2 separate regions of the Homo sapiens genome follow, and region 2 is linked to region 1. The links are chromatin loops, found by intact Hi-C in ENCODE. Cell type or tissue: GM12878. All regions are shown on one strand. Each heading gives the region's core, and the rest is flanking DNA. Links, peaks and the distances in the headings are about the cores only. Region 1 has its middle 670 kb from the start of LINC02830. Region 2 has its middle 730 kb from the start of LINC02830.

Region 1 (8,356 bases), core at 63-8,062:
AATACATATCACTATGTATTAAGTATAGACAATGGCTTTTGTTACATAGATGAATGGCTTTCAATACATGTTAATTACACAAATTATTGGCAATTCATTCATTTAAAAATAGTATTTACACTGTAGAAGGCATTATTCTAAGCATTGAATATAAAAGTAAAAAAAGGAATAAAATATAAAATCTCAGTGATATAAAATGGCTTATCTAGTCAGTGGATATTAAAGAATTAATATAACAAAGGTATTATATATAAACTTAATGTGTAATATATTAAATATATTTAATACATATATTAAACTTCTAGGAAAACAAGGGGTCAAATTTTCCCTTGTGCAATAGGCTGATTTATCATCTGTCCTATAGAGAAGAAGTGATTAATGACTTTATTGATCTGGGTTATAGTGAATCACTTTTTCAATGTATTGTTGGACAGTGTGGTTACTAAAGATGAGTGTGTGAACTAGAATTTTAGTTAATGCTGAAATAGTATTATTTTGCTCATGCCTCTCAGAGTTTTAAAAAACACAGTAGAAATAATTGAAAAGTGTCAGTGATGCAATCAAAAATTTATTGAAGATATTTGCCACTTCTAATTGACTAATCAAGTTCTGGTTTTCTAATACTTAAACAAAATAAATCACTTCATTTATCTAAGAGTGAGATAACTCAGTAATTGTAAAATAAAAGTATACATTGATAAGTCTCTGAGTTTTAGGGGGACTTGTAACACATGGTATTGTTGCTAAATTCCCTAATATGAAGAAAAACCAATGAAAAGACTGAGAATAAAAGTTTAAAGAAGAGGAAGAAATAGAAATGTAAAAATCGAGAATGGCAAAAGTTTGTAAAAAGTGTTTTTTCTTTGTGGAAATCTTTTTTTCTTCAAGCTTTTTCATTTTCTTAATTTTCAATAAAGCAAACTTTCTAGTTTTCTTCATAGTCTACTCAGAATTATTCAATAAATACATAATAAATGTATTTTAATAAGTAACATGTGTACTTATATATCAGACATGTTAAAATATTACATTATTTAATATCCAAACATATATATTAAGTAAAGATTCACCCTTATATAAATTGGGACACTGAATTCCATCCAGACAGTTTAAGTAATGTGCTTGTGGTCACATGATTGTGGTAAAAATGGAACTGAATGAAAGGTCAGTTTACTCCAAAAGCCTCAATCTAAATGTTACACAGAGATTATACTTGTTTCAGGCATTAAACTGGAACTAGATCAATCATATATTTACCCATTATTTATTTTTTGTTCCCCTTTATCAAAAGATAACTTCTGGATTACAGATGTATAAAACGTTGACTGGCAATATAGAATGCCTGGAATAGATATTTGTGGTAAGAAAGCAAGGAAGGAAAGAGGGAGAGGGAGAGAGAGAGAAAAAAACAAACGGAGGAAGGAAGGAAGGAAGGACGGAAGGGAGAGAGGGAGGGAGGGAGGAAGGGAGGGAGGAAGGAAGGAAGGAAGGAAGGAAGGAAGGAAGGAAGGAAGAAGGAAGGAAGGAAAGGAGGGAGGGAGGAGGAGGAGGAAAAGAAAAGAAAAGTGAGGAAAGGAGGGTGGGTGGTTGGGAGGAGGATAGGGAGGAATGAAGGTTGGTTCTGACTCAGGTTCTAATTTTCTAACTGCATGTTTCCCATCTCTCTTTTACTGGTCCCATGTCCTATGCCTAAGTATCACAGGGCTGGGAAATGACTACTTAGTTGCTTTAAAAATGTGTAGCTGACTAATATGAATAAAAGCCAATGAAAACACAAAATAAAAGTTTAGACTTAGAAGAGTTAAGAAATAGAAATGTAAATGAAACTATAAAGATAGCTTTATTCTTCTACTTAATAGTGGACTTGCATTACTTAGAAGATACAGTTCTAGCTTTTTATTATGTCATGTAGACAAATCCCTTTGCAATTTGGTTCTGTCTCATTTCTCTCAAACCACATTAGTGATTCCAGTAAGCTTGAGATTCTGACCTCTTCTAGCTGACTATTACAAACTGATGACACATGCTTTGACATGCATATGATATTCTTTATTGAATGCCATTTTCTGTCTTTCTGCCTGCAAAACTTCTGCTCCTCTTTCAACACCCAGCTTAGTTATAACCTTCTTTGGGAAACCTCACAGCAGTATGCTCAATACTAAACTGTTGGCTCTGCAGGCCTTTAGATTGTTATTCCTACATGAAGAATCTGAATTGTATTATGTTTTATTCATCTTTAAAAATGCTGTAGCTAAGTTCCTAACATATAATATAGGTTCAATACAGTTTTGTAAATTATACGAATAAATTATCTCCAGGATTTTTAAAAATGTTTCTAGGGTGGCTGGGAGCCGTGACTCACGCCTGTAATCCCCGCACTTTGGGAGGCCAAGGCGGGTGGATCACCTGAGGTCGGGAGTTTGAGACCAGCCTGACCAACATGGAGAAACCCTCGTCTCTACTAAAAATGCAAATTTAGCTGGGCATGGTGGCACATGCCTGTAATCCCAGCTACTCAGGAGGCTGAGGAGAATCACTTGAACCCGGGAGGCGGAGGTTGCAGTGAGCAGAGATTGTGCCATTGCACTCCAGCCTGGGTAACAAGAGCGAAACTCCATCTCAAAAAAACAAAACAAAACAAAAAAACAAACAAACAAAAAACGTTGCTAGGGTGAAATATAAAAGCCTTACTTTCCTATCAAGTCATAGTTCATCATGAAATCAAAACTACAAGAAAAACCAGGGATTTTTTTTTTTTTTCCAAAGGAGAAAAATATTGTGACAAAATATGTTGTTTTCTACCACTGTCCAGAGGAATTATTTGATACTGTTTTTTTTCTTCTTCTTTTCTTTTCTTTTCTTTTTTTTGAGACGGAGTCTCACTCAGTCACCCAGGCTGGAGTGCAGTGGCACGATCGCAGCTCACCTCAACCTCTGTCTCTTGGGTTTAAGCTACTCTCCTGCCTCAGCCTCCCAAGTAGCTGGGACTGTAGTCAAGGCACTTCTTCACCACTTTGATTAATGCATCTCTCTTCCTTCAACTTATCCTACCTTCTACTATTGAACTGATATTTACAGTGAGATTTAAAAAATAAAAACACTACAGTAAAACTTCCTCATATTTTCTATGAAATAAGGACAAATGTTTCTATGAAGGAAGATAGAAATGTACACTTGTATTGTGGAGACTCACAAAGTAGAATACTGAATACTATATGTCAAGGAATATGAACAAAGTACAACTACATACAGTAAAACTCATTATAGAAAAACTGGTGCACTTAATGTTGCACAAAAATGCCAGACATAAATAAATATGTATTTATAATTTCATTTATAGAAAGTTAACAGACAAACAAAATACATCTTTGGTGATGAAAATCAGCATGGTGGGTACCTTGAAGAGACAGAAGTTAAATTGTTTGAAGTGGGCCTGAAAAGACCTTCTGGAATGCTGGCAGTGTGGTTTACTGAGTTGAGTGCTTGGTAAATAGGTGGGTCCAGTTTAGGAAAATTTACTGCACTCTCACTATATTATGTATAATACATAATGTAATATAATATTAATATAGTATAAATAATATATAATATAAATAACAATATACATACACATATTAATATATATCATATAATAGTACATATATTATGTATAATATATAATATATGATATATATTATATATATAAAACTTAAGCCCTTATTTTAAAAATATTATTCTTCCATTAGAGGATTACACTCCTTCCGCCGAAAGAAAAAATTGACAGAACAAAAAGTAAAAGTGGTCATCATGGTGGGCTTTAACACCTACTGTCTATCACAAGACATGTTGAAAAATGAGAAAAAATTGTTAATGATATAAAGATATGATGAACAGCACAGTTAAAAATTTGACCCAATTGACCTATTTGATATCTATCTATCTATCCATCTAATCTATTCATTTTTGGATAGATCTATAATCTATCCAAAAAGTTCATCAAAAAATGTATATTAAGAGAAAACCATGCATACATTTCAAAGTTTTAGATGAGAATAAATTTTTAATAACTTTTTGTGACATATCCAAACAAAGTCTAGTTTGAGGCACTAAGAAGTATAAGACGCCAGTTTGAAAAGAGCCCCTACTAGAGCAACATGAATTCTGCTAATATGGAAGCAAGAACAAGCATCAAATTTATGGCGAGGCTTGGGTGAAAAAATGGTGAAATCCTTGATGTTTTATGAAAGGTTTATGGGACCAATGCCCCTAAGAAATTATCAGTTTACAAATGTATAACTCATTTTAAGGAGGGATAAATGATGTTGAAGATGAAGCCTGCAGCAGCAGACTATCCACATCCATTTTCCAGGAAGAAAAGCCCTTAACTGAAGAGGACCAAGGATTCACAGCAGAAACAATAACCAACACCATAGATATGTAAATTGGTTCAGCTTACACAATTCTGACTAAAAAATTAAAGTTAAAAAACATTTCCACTCAATGGATGCCAAAACCATTGCATCCTGAGCAGACAAGAGCAGAGCTTTCAATGAAAATGTTTAAAACCTGGGATCAAAATCATGAAGCACCTCTTTGAAGAACTGTAGCAGGAGATAAAACATGGTTTTACCAATATCATCCTGAAGACAGAGCAATCAAAGCAATAGCTACAAAGAGGTGGAAGTTGTGGTCCAGTCAAAGCAAAAGTGGACTGGTCAAGAGCAAAGGTCATGGCAACAGCCTTTTGAGAGGTTCAAGGCATTTTGCTTGTTGACTTTCTGGAGTTCCAAATAATAATAACATCTGCTTGTTTTGAGAGTCTTTTGAGAAACTCAGCCAAAACTTTAGCAGAAGAAAACCTCTTGGGAAAGCTCCACCACAGACTCCTTCCCCATTACAACATTGCTCCTGCTCCCTTCTCTCACCAAACAAGGGGAATTTTGTGAGAGTTTCAATTTGAAATCATTAGGTGCCCACTCTACAGTCATGATTTAGCTCCTTCTGACTTCTCTTTGTTTCTTAATCTTAAAAAATCTGTAAAGGGCACCTATTTTTTCTTCAGTTGATAATGTAAAAAAGACCTCATTGACATAGTTAAATTCCCAGGGCCCTCGGTTCTTTGGAAATTGACTAAATGGCTGGTATCATTGCTTACCAAAGTTTCTTGACCTTAATGGAGCTTATGTTTGGAAATAAAGTTTATAGCTTTTATTTTTTAATTCCATTTTTGAAAATTTCCCACAAAAAATCACACACACACACACATACACATGCACACACACAGAGAGAGAGAGAGAGAACAGGAGAAAGAGCGAAAGCAGGAGAAAGAGAGAGCAGGAGACGGTGGAGGGGGGAAGGTTTATATTATAAGGAATTGACTCATGTGATTATGGAGGTTAAATTCCACAATCTGGCATCTACAAGCTATAGACAGAGAAAAAAAAGGGTTGTATAATTTAACCGTCATAGATAAGTAGGCAGATAGATATAGATATGAATACAGATATAATGTATAGATAATATACATTCACTTTGCCCAGCAATGGCAGATGCAATATTATTTTCAGAGCCAACATATCACTTGCTAAAGCTGACCACATCTTGAGTCACATAGTAGCCTCAAAAACTTGCAAAGGATGGGAATTTTCAGAAGATCAATAGCAGAACTAGTAACTAAAAAGTACTCAGATGTCAGTAAATTAATTGGTGCATATTTCAATAAACCATGGATCAAAGAGGAAGTAACTATGAAATTCAAAGATATTTTGAATCATCTAATAATGAATAAATAAATAATCTGAATGATAATTAGAACTTATGATATTCAGGCAAATTGGGGCTTAGAGTTACTTAAATGTCACATCCTAAAAGGAGACAGAATAAAATGAATTATCCAGTCTCTCATCTCAATAAGCTAAAAAAGGGCAGTATATTAAACCCAAAGAGAGTATTAGGAAAGATAAGGCCAGAGATCATAAAAAGGAAAAAATATATATGAAAGAAAATCAATAACCACATGAATTTGTTCTTTGGAAATATCAATAAAATTCACGAAATGCTATCAAGGCTGTTTAATGAAAGAGAAAAAAAGAGAGAGCTAGCAATGTTGAAAATGAAAAGTGGAAATGAACACATATCTTTCAGATATGAAAAGATAAGTGAGCAATGCCAATTTTATGCCAAAAAATTTACTGAAATAGAATATTCATTTGAAAAACAAAACAAAGCTGACAGAATAGAAACATATAAACTCAATCATCTTATGTATTTTAAGAGAATTGCATTCATAATTAAAAACATTCCAAGACAGTAAACTCCAGACTTCACTCATGAATTTTTTCAACTATTTAAATAAAGACAGTGAGAATTTTACCCAAATGATATAATTTAATTATAGGCTAATAAAAATCTGATTAGAAACTTGTATATCATGAGCCTCATAGTTGGGCAATCTGACTGGCCCTTTTCACTTGGAGAACCACTGAAGAAGTCTGAATCTTGCCCCTTTCCTATGCGACTTGACAGGTTCCCTTTGACAGTTCATTTATTTTTCTTCCTTGTAGATTATAGACCTAGATGGAAGCATTTTAGAAGCTGAAGAAAATCTAAGCATTCATTAAATAGATATACATTCAATACCCTGTTTTTAGCACATTAATCTTCACCCTGATAGTCCCTGTTTCTGATACCCCCTGCTCCAGGGATCTACCATTTTACTCTCCTAGAAAATAAATCTGGCTTCTGCTTAGGTAATCACATACATAGATGGTGTGAGAAAAGGAATCTGGGATATGCAATAAAATTTAAAAGTGCTTTTCATTAGTCCTCATGTTTTAACCTAAAGATGTTCACAAGTTTGCCTTTCTTGAACTCTTTTGGAGCTCATTGATAAAAAGATGACTTCTCCACTTTCTCCACTCTGGCTTAAGCTTTAGCTCTCTCTAATCTGTGACATCAGCTGTCATCATTCATCCATCTCCAGCTTCCAAAACAATATTATTGTTGTATCCTTTCCTATTCTCTTTGACATTTTTAATACATTCCTAAGAAACACTTTTCTGTTATTTAGTGGAATTTGCCAAATAAGCAAAGGGATATAATGCATACTCAATCTGCCCTCTTTAAAGCCTAGATCACTTTTCTCAAAGTGTGGTCTGTGGAACTCTGGGGGGTCCCTGAGACATTTTCAGGGTTTTGGCGATCTCAAAACAAATATACAAATATCATAACAATGTCAAGATGTCATTTGCCCTTTTCACTGTGTTGGCATCTTGGAATTTTTACTAATTGTGCAAAAGTAATAGTGGGGAAAACCACTGACATCTTAGCAAGAATCAAGGAAGTGTTACCAAATAATATGAGCAGCCATTATAGTCTTCATCACAATGTACACACTGTTAAAAAAAAAGTCATTTTCACTAAGAATGTCTTTGATTAATCAGTAAAATATTATTCACTTTCATTAAATATTGACATGAGTACATTTTTAATATGCTTTGGATTAATGAAAAACATGTATAAAGGATTTCTGCTGTAAACTGAAGTGTAATTATTATTTCAAGGAAAAACAGTTGTGTGACTAGTTTTATTGAGCTAAACTAGCTGCTTTTTTTTTTTTTTTTTTGAATGGAATATCGTTCTTTTGTGAAGAACTAAATCAACAGAGTAAATCTGCCACTTCAAGGGAAACTACTCACAATATTGCCAATGATAAAATTTGAGCTCTCAAAAAACAAACAAACAAAAAACCTAGAATGATAGGAAACTTGTATCTAACATCGTGTTTGACACTTTCCCAAAACTTAAGGACTTTTCTGATCAGATTCATGGTTAAATAGGTGAACATGAGTTTTACTATTATACAATGAAATGTGTCAATATTTGTAAAATCTGCATAAGTTAGGGAACTGATACTTTTAGATAACTAATTCACGTTACGAAATCAGGCATGGGTGAAAGAACCACTCAAATTTGAAGAGAGACCAAGAGATTTTAGCATAACAGAATACCAAAACTTCACTGATATGGTTCCAGACTCCAAGCAGCAATTAATCTTTAAAAAAATACCACTTAACTTTTTGTACAATATTAATTCAAAAATTCACAATTAACTGAAAAGTCTGATTAAATGTTCGCCCCGTTTCTTTCCAACAATGTGTCTATAGGAAGCCAAAATATCTTCATACACTCCAGTTGAGCAGATTGAAAACAGAAGCAGATGTGAGGAATACAATTGTCTTCCATTAATCTAGAAATTTAAGAATCTTGGAAAATGTACATTTTTTCTTACTAAACTTTTTTCTTCTCCCTAAACAATTCTTGTCACTAAACTTCCATTTTTCGTTGTCATAAAATATATGTAACATAAAAGTTACTA
Region 2 (8,356 bases), core at 75-8,074, 64 kb after region 1:
TTAATTTTGAACAAATGCAAGTTTTTAAAAAACAATTTCCTAAATTTTGAATGATGCTTTCCTTTCACAAATCATAATATAGAACATACAGTGGACAAGAGCCAAAGAAAAAGACCATTGTAAAGGAATTTTCAAAATAGTACTACAAAATACAGTCAGATGGATGCAATCTACAACTGAGGCAAAATAAAAACAGTCTAGACAAGTGTTAAACACTATGAGTTTTTGAGAAATTTTGACCCCCTTCAGTATCACAACTGCAATTAGGTAATGAAGAGTTTAACTGGACTAACTAAGCCTTAGATGGTATTTTGACACCATGGTGCCTGCTAGTAGCATAGAAGTATATATACTGTAATCTCATAAAGCCAACCTTGGAAATTGTCTTTCCCAAAAGTTTATATAAAACCAAATGTCCTTTTATACTTTAATATAATTTATACTTAAGTTTTCCCTTTTCCAGCAACTCTGAAAAGCAGATGATACTAGAAAAGAGCCTGCATTTATGTTTGTTGTCAGAGGTGTCATATGTAGATCCAGTTACCCTCTGTAGATCATGTACCCAGTTAGCATACCTAAGAAAGTGCCCCGAATGGTAATGCCTAGGTTTTCTTCTAGGGTTTTTATGGTTTTAGGTCTAAGGTTTAAGTCTTTAATCCATCTTGAATTGATTTTTGTATAAGGTGTAAGGAAGGGATCCAGTTTCAGCTTTCTACATATGGCTAGCCAGTTTTCCCAGCACCATTTATTAAATAGGGAATCCTTTCCCCATTGCTTGTTTTTCTCAGGTTTGTCAAAGATCAGATCGTTGTAGATATGCGGCGTTATTTCTGAGGGCTCTGTTCTGTTCCATTGATCTATATCTCTGTTTTGGTACCAGTAGACATGGGCAAGGACTTCATGTCTAAAACACCAAAAGCAATGGCAACAAAAGACAAAATTGACAAATGGGATCTAATTAAACTAAAGAGCTTCTGCACAGCAAAAGAAACTACCATCAGAGTGAACAGGCAACCTACAAAATGGGAGAAAATTTTCACAACCTACTCATCTGACTAAGGGCTAATATCCAGAATCTACAATGAACTCAAACAAATTTACAAGAAAAAAACAAACAACCCCATCAAAAAGTGGGCAAAGGACATGAACAGACACTTCTCAAAAGAAGACATTAATGCAGCCAAAAAACACATGAAAAAATGCTCATCATCACTGGCCATCAGAGAAATGCAAATCAAAACCACAATGAGATACCATCTCACACCAGTTAGAATGGCAATCATTAAAAAGTCAGGAAACAACAGGTGCTGGAGAGGATGTGGAGAAATAGGAACACTTTTACACTGTTGGTGGGACTGTAAACTAGTTCAACCATTGTGGAAATCAGTGTGGCCATTCCTCAGGGATCTAGAACTAGAAATACCACTTGACCCAGCCATCCCATTACTGGGTATATACCCAAAGGACTATAAATCATGCTGCTATAAAGACACATGCACACGTATGTTTCTTGCGGCATTATTCACAATAGCAAAGACTTGGAACCAACCCAAATGTCCAACAATGATAGACTGGATTAAGAAAGTGTGGCACATATATACCATGGAATACTATGCAGCCATAAAAAATGATGAGTTCATGTCCTTTGTAGGGACATGGATGAAATTGGAAATCATCATTCTCAGTAAACTATCGCAAGAACAAAAAACCAAACACCGCATATTCTCACTCATAGTTGGGAATTGAACAATGAGATCACATGGACACAGGAAGGGGAATATCAGACTCTGGGGACTGTTGTGGGGTGGGGGGAGGGGGGAGGGATAGCACTGGGAGATATACCTAATGCTAGATGACGAGTTAGTGGGTGCAGTGCACCAGCATGGCACATGTATACATATGTGACTAACCTGCACGTTGTGCACATGTACCCTATAACTTAAAGTATAAAAAAAAAAAAAAAAGAAAGTGCCCCGTGAGGCTGGGGGAAATATATTCTACTAAGCATCATAACTTCAAAGGTGAATTAAATACCAAGTTGAAAAATTCTATGTAGCAAATATTCAGAAGGTAAAATTGTACAATTTAACTTACCAAAGTCATGCCCAAAAATGAAAATTCTTAGGAAAAACAGAATTCAGCTTAGGTAAGCCATAGTCATAACTAATGAAATATTAGATGTGATAAAATAATCATATAAAGCCCATTATACCAAGAAAAATAAGAAGGAAATATACACCAAAATAATAAGTCCTGTGTATATATTTTCCAGTTAGTCTAGGCCAGTGGGACAGTTTACCCTAATTCTGTTAATGGACATATCTTTTTAAATCTGCCCAACAAAGGTGCTCTTTAAACACTCTCATAACCAAGAGTCAATTAAATTCATCAATAACCACAGTGAAAAATGGGGCTTGGGTATTGCTATTGACTGAATCTTTATGTCTTTCCCAAATTCATATATTTCAATCTATCCAATGTGATGATATTTGGAAGTGAGGCCTGTGGGAGGTGATTAGGGAATAAGGGAAGAGCCTTCATGAATGACATTAGTGCCCTTATAAAAGAAACACAGAGCCCAGCCTGGCCAATATGGTGAAACACCATTTCTACTAAAAATAGAAAAATTAGCTGGGCGTGGTGGCAGGCACCTGTAGTCCCAGATACTCGGGAGGCTGAGGCAGGAGAATCGCTTGAACCTGGGAGGCAGAGGTTGTAGTGAGCTGAGATCACGCCACTGCACTCCAGCCTGGGTGACAGAGCGAGACTCCGTCTCAAAAAAAAAAAAAAGAGACACAGAAAGCTCCTTCACTTCTTCAACTATGTGAAGACAGTGAAAAGACAGCTGTCTCTGAATAAGGAAGTAGGCCCACACCAGACACCAAATCTGCCAGTGACTTCATCTTGGACTTTCCAGCCTTCAAAACTGTGGGAAATAAATTTCTGTTGTTTATAAGACACTCAGTCTGTAGTGTTCTATTATAACAGCTTGAACAAACCAAGATGAGCATTAAAGCAGTGAACAAACAATTATTTTCCTTGCTCTCTAATGGGGAAATATTAAAACAATTCTACTTCAAAATTATTAAAACACATTAATGATTCCTATATAGAAATAATTAACTATATCAGATTTGTGACCAATATCAAGACCTCTAGAAAAGTTGTTTTTATATACCTACTTGACAAATTACCTGTAGATAGATGTAAATGTGGCACTTGCCTAAGATAGTTGAAAGAATGCCAAGAAAAACTGTGCAGATGTTAGTAAATTGTGTCAGTACATCATATCTGTTAAACTGATTGCCTTTATGATTTCTACTGAAATATTAGGTAGAAGGAACCATCAGACTAAAATTGTCCTTCCATACTTAGAAAATTGGTATAACTTATGATAAAATATAGATTCCATGACTGCAGGAGTTTGAGGGTAAGAGTTAAGAATTGGAGGAGAAATCATCTGTGATTACTGTCATTGTATGAGGATTGTGGTATATGGAATTAAAGGAGCAACTAGTCAACATAGCTCTGCTTTCTACAATTAAAATAAATAGAAGATTTTTAGCACAAAGTTTAATTTAAAAAGTAAGGAGTAATTAATTAATTTCCTTTTTCCAGAGATAGTTTTAGATCCAAGAAATACATGGTATGAATTTATTCAATCAATGTTTATTGAGCATGCTGCTATCTCCTTGGCACTGTGGTAGACAAAGAACATACAAATAGAGCTTAAATTCTTAACCTCAACAAACTCACAGTTAGTAAAATAAATAAATGAATTATACAGTATGTCTAACGCTACAATTGTGATATATACAAAGTGCTAAGGGGAAATAGAAGTGGTTGTAGTTAATAATGTAGAAAAGGAATAAATAGCTTCATGGAAATGGTAGTATTGCGAAGAGAAAAAAATGGGGCTTGGGCATTGCTATCAACTGAATCTTTATGTCCCTCCAGAATTCGTATTTTGAAACCTAATCTCCAATGGAAAGAGGGGTGTCATTCTTTACACAGGAAAAAGAAGGTGAACAGGCAGTAAAAGCAGAGACACAAAGTATATAGAGTCTAGAAAAAGTTCTGTAAGATGGGAGACTCTCAAAATGGAATCTATAGGAATCAGAAGTTGAAGTTCTTAATGTCAAGTACATTGCTGCTGTCGTTGTCTGATTTTATTATTGATGAGTCCTTGAAAATTGTAAACATTTTGAATAGTATAATTAGTGTTTTAGAGGATAAATCTTAAACAATGTGAAGTGTAAACATGGGGCAGTCAATGACGGGGGGTAGTAGCTGACCTGTAAAATGGAAATGGAGAGGCTGCCAACTGTCTGGATTTGAGAAAAGAGAGGGAAGTTTCAAGAACACTCTCTTCATACATTGCCAGATGATAGTCAGGTTTTAAAAACACTGCCCTACATCATGGTGGCGTGTTTATTGAGCAGTGATCTATAAATATTTTTTGGCCAAATAAAGAGGGTGAAGATGAACATAATATAAGCCAATATAATAACACATTGAGTTAGGTTGAACACATCTAATTCAATGTGCTACTGTATGCTAAAAGAAAAAGTAGGTCCACAAAATGTTGAACACCCTTAAAAAGTTTTATGAAAATAAACAAAATGCTTTTATATTATTTTTATATTTTATAATATAAAATTTTTTTATTTTATATTTTAACTTTTTACGTAATAAAAAACAGTTATTACATATGTTTTTACATAATAAAACATGTAAAAAGTACATAACTTTTTACATAAATGAAAAAATAAAAAATATATTTTTATTTTATATTTTATTTTTAACTTTTTAAAATACCAAGATGCAGCTCCACCTGGAATTCTGTTCGGATCTCATCAGTCAAAGTAGATAGCTTGGAGCTGCAAAGTATATAGGGAGGGTAAACTAAAGTTACGTAAAGCATAGATCAATGCAAAGGAAATGACTGCTCAATGAGGACAGGTTGAAAAGATTGAGTCTGAAAGAGAGCTCTGTAGAAATGTAAAGGAAACATATAAAATATAAGAATTAAGAGACAGGATCATAAAACATGGAAGATGCTAATTTAAGACTACAAATTGGAAACAGTATATTTTAGAACAGATATTAAATTCAAGAAAACCATTTACTTGGAGAATGATATACACTGAAGTTTTAATTACAAGAATGATTTAGATACATTTGAGTGTGAAAGATTTGCAGTGTGAACTACACAGATAACATAGAGGAAATACCCTGATTTCTATGTAAAACCGTGTTTTCTACTGTCCCAGATCCCATTTCCTCATTCCCTCAAGGTCAGGAGGGTCAATCCAACATTTCCCCTTTCTCTCTCCCATATCATTTTTTCCCATGTATTTCATTTCCATCAATGTGCAGCCAGTTATTATTTTGTATACTTTTAAAATGTTTTCTGTAAAAAGCATTACTTTCTTTAGGCCATTATTCCATTTTCTATACCCCTTAGAATATTTCTGGAAAGAATTATCTAAATTCACTGCCGTTATTTCTCTTCTTTTATCACCTCGATTTTTAAAATAAACACTTTACATACATATAAAAAAACTGCATAAAATCGTGAGTGTTCCATTCAATGCATTTTCACAAAATAAAATCCTAGTGTAAATATGAACAGATTTAAAAATGCAAAACAATAAAACTCTATCTCCACTCCCAACCATTTTTGCACCTAGTCACAATCCATCTTTTCTTTTCTTAAATAAGTTCTTATTCCACTGATAAGCTTCCAATTTTTCAAACATCACATACATGGAAGGTAATATTACTGCAATTAGGTTCTTTTTTTAACTTCACCATTTTAGAGGTGTGTGGTGATATCTCATTGATAGCTTCATATAATTAATGAGGTAATCTATATCTATATGGCTAAATGAGGACTCTAGCAACTTTTCATTATCTTTTTGGCCATTTGAATATCTTCTTTTATGAAGTACCCAGTTACTGTATATGTTTTTTACTCATTTGTAATTACATATTTTTTATTTTGATTAATTTATATGGATTTCTATTATTCTAGATATAAGGTTTTATCAATTATATGATTGCAAATACCTTCTCTAATTTGTGACTTGCCCTTTAACTCTCCTAATAGAATATATGGATAAATAAAGATCTTTAATTAGGCCTATTTACCAAATATTTAGAGTCCTCTTTACAAAAAAAAAAAATTACTTCCCAGTGATTATAAAGATTTTTGCCTATGTTATTTTCCAGAATTATTTTACTTGTCACTTATTAATCTATAATCTACCTGGAATTGATATTTGTATGGACTGTAGATGAAGGGGCTCAATATTTTTTTTGGCTACTTACTTTGTTATATATATATATATAATATATAATATTATATATAATATATATATTTATATAAAACAAAGTAGCCAAAAATATATATAAAAATATATTTATATTTATATAAAACAAAGTAGCCACAAAATGTTATATCTAAAAATATATATTTATATACATACATATATATGTGTATATATATATATTTATTTATATATATATGTATTTTTTTTTTTTGAGACAGAGTCTCACTCGGTCACCCACCCAGCAGACTGGAGTGCAGTGATGTGATCTCGGCTCACTGCAACCTCCACCTCCCAGGTTCATACAATTCTCCTGCCTCAGCCTCCCAACTAGCTGGGATTACAGGTGCCCATCACCACACTCAGATAATTTTTTTTTTATAATTTTAATAGAGAAGGGGTTTCACCATGTTGGCCAAGCTGGAAAACAACCTGCTACTTTGGTTTCATTTATTGCTTTTCCCACTGCTCTGTGGAACCAACTCTGTCAGAAATCCAGGGTCCATATGTGTGTGGGCCTGTTTTGGAATTCACCATTCTAGTCAGTGATTATTTGTATAGTCTTTTGACATTACTACAGTGCTTTAATGACTAAACTGTAAAAGAAATCTTGATATCTGGCAGTAAATGTTGTCTAAGTTTGTTATTATTTTTGTAGTATTTTCCTGAATATGTGCCTTGGCTCATTCCATTTGCATATATATTTTATATGCATATATATTTTATGCAAATAGAATGAACCACGACTCATATTCAGTTTCTTTAAATAAATCTGTAATTGTGACAATTCCATTAATCAATAGGTCACTTCAAGGGGAATTGTTAACCTTCCACAACTGAGTCTTCAATACATGAACATTAACTATTTAGATCTTCTTAAATTTTTCTCAATATTGTTATTTCATTTTCTTAATAGAAATTATATTGTATTGTTATATTGTATCACTATATGTCTTTCGGCGAAATTTATGGGTTTTTTCGTATAGTTTTCTTTTAAATAAATTTTCTAATTTTTTGTTGCTAGTGATATGGTTTGGCTCTGTGTCTCCACCCAAATCTCTTCTAGAATTATAATTCCCATAATTCCCACATGCTGAGGGTGGGACCTGGTAGGTGGTGATTGGATCATGGAGGTGGTTTCCCCCCATGCTGTTCTCATGATAGCCAGTGAGTTCTCATGAGATCTGATGGTTTTATAAGTGTTTGACCATTCCTCCTTCACACACACACTCTCTGTCTCCTGCCACCTTGTGAAGAAGTTGCCTACTTCTCCTTGGGCTTCTGCCATGATTGCAAGTTTCCTGAGGCTTCCCCAGCCATGCAGAACTGCGAATCAATTAAACCTCTTTCCTTTATAAGTTATCCAGTCTTGGGTATTTATTTATGGCAGTGTGAGAACAGACTAATACAGCTAGTAAATGAAAGTAAATTTTTAATATAGTTTATGATATGTAATGGCATTGCTAAATTTACTTGTTATTTGCAAATTCTATTGCATTTTCTATATGCTCAATATCTCAAATAACCAGAGCATCATTTTTTTTTCCTTTCTGAGGCTTACGTTTTTTTTTCTTGCCTTATTTCTCTTAATATATTTTCAAGGCAATCTTAATGGGCATCCTTGTCATGTTCCTATTCAAAGAGAGAATACTTTTAATATTTTGCCCTTAACCATGAATCTTCCAGTGCTTTCTTTTTACAGATATTTCTTATCAAATAAAATGTTTTTTAATTTCCAGAGTTTTTTTCAGAAATAAGTATTAAATATTAGTTATTTTATTTCTAAGACAGGCAAGTGATTTTTCTTCGTTTTTTGTTATTTTGGAGAATCACATTGTTTTCAATTTTATTTTAAACTAACTCACATTTGAAACTCGATTTTTATGTCATACTTTTATACATATTAGTACATTTATTTTTCTACATTTTAAAATGATTTTGTCATTTCTCTTCATGATATAAATTGGTCTGTAATTTTTTAATTTTAATTTTCTGATCATATTTTGGTATCACCATTGTGTTGA

The links. A loop is a pair of places that touch in the nucleus more often than their neighbours do. Peaks named below come from ENCODE experiments on the same cell type or tissue, not always from the same donor. Only the 100,000 strongest peaks of a DNase experiment are listed, where the experiment ranks them.
Region 2: it touches region 1 in a loop (2.0-fold over the local background); 1 of 110 quality-filtered maps calls a loop at or near these places.

The regions. Positions count from the first base shown.
Region 1 is chr7:125,819,050-125,827,405 of GRCh38, forward strand. No RefSeq gene overlaps it. Among named protein-coding and RNA genes, the nearest start is that of LINC02830, 670 kb to the left of the region's middle. In GM12878, for the core only: no CTCF peak of the experiment used is centred there; a DNase peak (open chromatin) is centred at 4,689.
Region 2 is chr7:125,882,865-125,891,220 of GRCh38, forward strand. No RefSeq gene overlaps it. Among named protein-coding and RNA genes, the nearest start is that of LINC02830, 730 kb to the left of the region's middle. In GM12878, for the core only: no CTCF peak of the experiment used is centred there; no DNase peak of the experiment used is centred there.